Linked DNA regions of Homo sapiens: region 1 is linked to region 2. A link is a contact called in ENCODE Hi-C or POLR2A ChIA-PET data. All regions are on one chromosome and are shown on one strand. The core of a region is the stretch at or near the end of the contact, and the rest is flanking DNA. Distances in the headings are between cores, read along the strand shown.

The links. Hi-C counts contacts between places; a loop is a spot of excess contacts on that map. ChIA-PET counts read pairs that join two places held with the same protein, here RNA polymerase II (POLR2A). Pooled maps may share reads with other maps.
Region 1: a map of uterus shows a loop between it and region 2 (2.1-fold over the local background). The contact joins two enhancer-like sites. A Hi-C loop is called at or near these places in 17 of 168 maps with a recorded cell type or tissue (B cell, GM11168, GM12878 and 13 more), 10 of 37 single-sample maps with no recorded cell type and 13 of 50 pooled maps. POLR2A ChIA-PET finds 5 or more read pairs at or near these places in 2 of 52 experiments (AG04449 and activated B cell).

What each region holds. Positions count from the first base shown.
Region 1 is chr22:44,058,171-44,060,870 of GRCh38, forward strand. All of the region lies in intron 1 of PARVB (parvin beta), which reads left to right. Among named protein-coding and RNA genes, the nearest start is that of PARVB, 35 kb to the left of the region's middle. Within about 2 kb of position 1,266, at least 4 of the 41 ENCODE cell types and tissues checked have a DNase peak (open chromatin) inside an H3K27ac peak, as active enhancers do.
Region 2 is chr22:43,991,991-43,994,690 of GRCh38, forward strand. All of the region lies in intron 14 of SAMM50 (SAMM50 sorting and assembly machinery component), which reads left to right. Among named protein-coding and RNA genes, the nearest start is that of PARVB, 31 kb to the right of the region's middle. Within about 2 kb of position 1,326, at least 2 of the 41 ENCODE cell types and tissues checked have a DNase peak (open chromatin) inside an H3K27ac peak, as active enhancers do.

The DNA.
Region 1 (2,700 bases), core at 16-2,515, 66 kb after region 2:
TTATTCTCTCCCAGCTCTGAAGACCAGAAGTCCAAGATCAAGGTGTCAGCAGGGCCTTGCTCCATCTAAAGTCTCCAGGGAGGGATCCTTCCTGACTCTCTTGGCTTCTGGGGACGGTGGGCAGTCCTGGCATATCTTGATTTGTGGCCATGTCACTCCAGTCAGCCTCCATTGTCACAGGTGTCCCCCTTCATGCCCCTCTGTGTCTTCCTATGGTCTTCTCTCTGCATGTCAGCATCCAAATTTCTCTCTCCCATGTGGACACCAGCTGGGCCCACCGCAGTCCAGTATGACCTCATCCGAACTTGATTACATCTGCAAAGACCCTGTTTCCAAATAAGGCACATTCTCCAGTTGTCCAATTCCAGGTGGACGTGGATTTTTTTTTTTTTTTTTTTTTTTGAGATGGAGTCTCACTCTGTAGCCCAGGCTGGAGTGCAATGGCACGATCTTGGCTCCCTGCAACCTCCTCCTCCCGAGTTCAAGCGACTCTCCTGCCTCAGCCTCCTGAGTAGCTGGGATTACAGGCACCTGCCACCACACCTGGCTAATTTTTGTATTTTTAGTAAAAATGGGGTTTCACTCTGTTGCGCAGGGTGGTCTTGAACCCCTGAGCTCAGGCAATCCACCTGCCTCAGCCTCCCAAAGTGCTGGGATTACAGGCATGAGCCTCTGCGCCCATCGGACGTGGATTTTGGATGAGACACCATTCAACCCACAGTACCTGGTGCTCAGTTAGTGACTAAAACCCACTAGTTATGGTCACTCAGTCACCCTTCTTGTTATTACTTTCATAGATGAGGGTGTGATGGGGGGGGGAAACAGAAGCAGAGTTGATTGTATCTTCTTAGTTCTGCACACCCTGTGGCTTTTTTTTTTTTTTTTTTTTTTCTGAGAGGGAGTCTTGCTGTGTTGCCCAGGCTGGAGTGCAGTGGCACGATCTCAGGTCACTACAACCTCTGCTTCTCACATTTAAGCGATTCTTCTGCCTCAGCCTCCTGAATAGCGGGCATTACAGACATCCGCCACCACACCCAGCTAATTTTTGTATGTTTAGTAGAGACGGGGTTTCACAATGTTGGCCAGGCTGGTCACGAACTCCTGGCATCAAGTGATCCACCCACCTCAGCCTCCCAAAGTGCTGGGATTACAGACATGAGCCTCTGTGCCCAGCCCCGTGGCTAGTTATTAGACTGTTCTAGGTCTTGATGGGAAAGGGGAGGAGGACTTGTTCTTCTCTTTGGATTAATAAAACACCGTGAGGCTTGTGTTTGCACAGTGCCCACAGCTTGCACACTGACAAGCCCTTTTAGGTTGACTTCTGCTGAGTCATTTCATCCTGTTCCATTTGTCAGCCATAAGGTAAGGAGCAGTTTTTCTGATGTACTCCTTTTGCATAAATGCTACTCTCCATCAGCCTCGAGAAGTAGAAGGCACCGGTATGGTATCCCAAGCTCATTCACAGGGGAGAAGAGATGCCTGTTGCCACAAAATGTGAATGTTGGGTGTACATTCAGGTGTCACGTACGTGGTGTTGATTGTCTCAGCTTAATAAAGAAAGATGCCGTACACATTTTCCTTTAAAAAGTCTCACTTGGCTTGTTTGACAGGCACAGAAGATGTGTTATTAAACACTTGCAAAGCCTGCTGTCATTTGGTTTTAAACAGCACTCGTCGTCTTTGGCGGGGCGTGTTTGCTCAGCATCATGGAAGGGGGATGTGAGGTACCCAGGTGGCAGTTTCTCTACCACGATGCTTTCTCTGCTTGCTATCGGGAGAAATGTTCTTTCCTATGTTGTGGGAAGGCGGAAAGGGCACTCTGAAATGTAAGGTGGCCTTTTGTATTAGAATTTCATGGCTGAGACCAGGCGTGGGGGCTCATGTCTGTCATCCTAGCACTTTGGAAGGCCAAGGCAGGTGGATCACCTGAGGTCAGGAGTTTGAGACCAGCCTGGCCAACATGGTAAAATGCCATCTCTACTAAAAATACAAAAAATTAGCTGGGTGTGGTGGCAGCCACCTGTAATCCCAGCTACTTGGGAGGCTGAGGCAGGAGAATCACTTGAACCCAGGAGGTGGAGGTTGCAGTGAGCTGAGATTCTGCCACTGCACTCCAGCCTGGGCAACAGAGAGAGACTCTTTCTAAAAAAAAGAAAAGAAAAGAATTTCATGGTTGATTGTCACAGGACCATCTTTAGTCCCAAGATCTGAGGCAAGGGAATCGTTTTCAATAGGAAACTTTTAAATGTTTGAGCAGCAGAAAGGGAGATTGAGCCAGAAGAACTTGCTGGTGGAAAGATGGTGGAAGCTGGGAGCTTTGAGGTTCTAAAAATCCTGGTGTGTCAGGTCAGGTAGTGGGGCAACCGGAGCTTAGGGTGAGTTATACCTGATGGGACTTAACTGGGTAAATGTCATCTAGTAACCCAACTACATTCGGCATTAATATCTGGACAAAAGGTGGAATACACCCGGGTTCTTTGGGCACAGGCGAAGGAGAGGTCTCATAGTTTGATGTTGCTCAAGAAGGGAAAACAAGCAGGATGGGAAGAGGTCTAATCAGCCGGCTGGAGTGGGGTGCTGGGTTTAGTTCATTCCTTCTTAAACTCAGCCAGTTCTCATTATTCATGGTGGTTTTGATCTATAAAGTTGCCACAAACCCCAAGTTAGCCAATACTGAGCCATCACTCCTAGGGCAGTACA
Region 2 (2,700 bases), core at 76-2,575:
CAGTCCACAACAGTGTTCATACTGTCTCTTATTTTTGTATATGCATTCACAGCACCCCAGCCTGTTTTTTCTCTTCATTTTTGTGTCTACCTTTATGTTGCCACCAAATGGTGGTGCTGTTGGAGGCTTAACCCGGTTTCAAATAGGTTGTAGTTTGTGCCAGTTGAAGGAAATGCTGTATCATTTTTACTCTCTCCGTCTTCCGCATCAGCATGTAGGGGATGGTGCTTTGTAAAGGGGAGCCGCATTCGCAAGTGTTTCTGAGCATCGCCTCTCAGGTGCAGTCTGCGTCTGTCATTCAGGTCCTTTACGGTTATTGCTTCAGCGGAATCTGCTCCTTACACTCTTGCCAGAAGGCCCTTCAGCATCTGCTCCGCGTCTGGGGACACGGCAGGGGCTGCCAGGCTGCTGCGGCTCCCTACTGATGACAGGGCCTTCAGAGATGGCGGCGGCTGCTCCCACAACCGCCAGCTCCCATTCCCCTCCACGCCTCTCCTGTTCTCCACACAAAGCCCAAGCTGGAAAGGGTGTAGTCACGCAGGCTGCATGCATGTGTGCCTGGGGGCCCAGCTACCCGGGCTTGGGGCCCAGCTTGGCCACTCTGTGTGACTGTGTGGCCCGGGGTGAGTCACAAAACCTCTCTGGGTGTCCATTTTCATGCCCAGAGGATGGACGATCATGATGGTGACTGTTGCAGTTTGGAGAACTCAGTGAGTTACTGCATGCAGAGCCCTTGGCGCACCGCCTGGCCTGGGGTTGGGAAGTGGTTATTTTTCCTGGGCTGCTCTGCTGCTGATACACCCGGCGTGGCCAGCCCCTCACACAAGGGAACAGGTTCCTGTGGGAGGTGTTGCCCCTCCCCCTCCACATCATCTCAGCTAACAGTTTGTGACAAGCCATAGATGGGATGATGCATCCTGATTTTGGAGATAATAAAGTGAAAAAGTGGGCACCTTTTTCCAGAGCGAGACTGCATCAGATAACTCCACGCCGTTACTGTCTTCAGCAGACCAGGCTGGTTTTGCAAGTTTCTTTCTATGAAGCCCTTATTCCCTCTGCAGTTGGGAGTGTTGGGCTCCCTGGCCTAACAGCCAGGTTCTCATTTGAATCCTTGCAGGTAGCCCCAGAGGCGCTGTGACGCTGCTGCACCAACACCTAGCTTAAGTGGGTGGTTTTGAGTGGTTGACTGCAGGCCCGGGGCTGGAGGGGCGTTGGAGCGAGGGAAGCTTTAGATACCGCTCTCTGACACAGTCCCTGCTGCTCTGGGACCCGCCACTGTGCACGTCTCGGGCAGGGAGGGTCTGGGCAGCCCACGCTGCCATCACCACCATTGCAGTGCTCTTTGTAGCCACTGGGTGTCAGTGTGCCCTGAGAAGTCAACGCGGCTTTTAGGAGCTCTGTTGAATTGACCCTTTCTGAAATAATTTTCATATGAAGTGGTTACATTTACCTTTCAGCTTTACTTCCGTCTCTTCAGGTTAAATCTAAAAAACACGTTTCAGAGATTAATTTCAAAATATGGTTTATTCCGGGAGGAAGCAGCATCCTAAGCACGTGACATTTAAAGACCAGGCTATAAGGAAGTGCCTCTGCCCCCAGGCCAGGTGGCAGCTGTTCAGATGTTTATTATGGACAGTGAGCTCTGAACGGGGTCAGCCTGGCACCCCGAGTGTGGAAGACATTTTCGCTCAGTGTGAGGCCTTGTTTGAGGTTGGTCATCAATATTGGAATTTCGTGAAGTTGGAGTGAGGTTGCCAGATTTAATCTTCATTTCTAAAATTTGGTAGCTGGCAGGATGGGGTATCGTGTGTGTAGAAATTATCCACAGGTTTCCCCCATAACTGAGGCAGGCACACTGTAAATAGGACTTCAGACATTCACAAAGAAGGAAACAGTTTTGAGATGTTTGCTTACTGTTATGTCGCAAGTGATTTGTGGCACCACTGTCTCTGGGATCTAACAGCATTCTGTCAGTTTGTGTCTTAGGAGTCCGGTCTCTGGAGACACAGGGCTGAATCAGGCAGGCTCGCTTGGGAGAGCAGCTCACAGTTAGCAGCAGGAAGACAAGAAAGTGGATCATCTTGGTTGTTGGGGAGGGTGCTGAGAGGGCCCCCTGGAGCAGGTCCCTGAGCTGAATCTTCCTAGAGGACAGACAGCCAGGTGCTTGCAGAAGACACGCAGGGACAGTGGTCCTGGCTAACAAAGGCAGGAGCAAAGCTGTGCAGGTGTGCGCTGTCGGCGGGCACCGGGCAGAACCGCGTCCTACAGGAACAGAAGGGGGAGTGGGGAGGTCCAGGCCCTGAGCTCCCACGCCTTTGCCTTCCAGCCCCGCTGACCTTTTTCCCCTTGGGTATATGCCAGGGTCTTTGAGCTCAGGACTTCATCTGCCTTGTTCACCGCTGAGGTCCCCATGACTACAACTGCACCTGGTGTTGGAAGTGAGAGCCAGGTGGAGAGGCTCCTGGCGTGTGGTGGGAGGTGGGGTGCAAGGCGCCAAGGGTGCTGTTGGCATGACCTTCCTAAAGCACCCCATGCTGGGTGCTTCCTGGCCTCCAGCCTCAGAGTCCAAGTTCGTCAGAAGCCTTTGAACATCAGACTCCAAGACCCTGTGCCGGCAGTGGCAGTGCTGGGTGAGAAGAAGGTGGGAGATGACCAGGAGCCCTGCACCAAGACAGCGGCCGTGAGGGAGGGAGAGAGCGT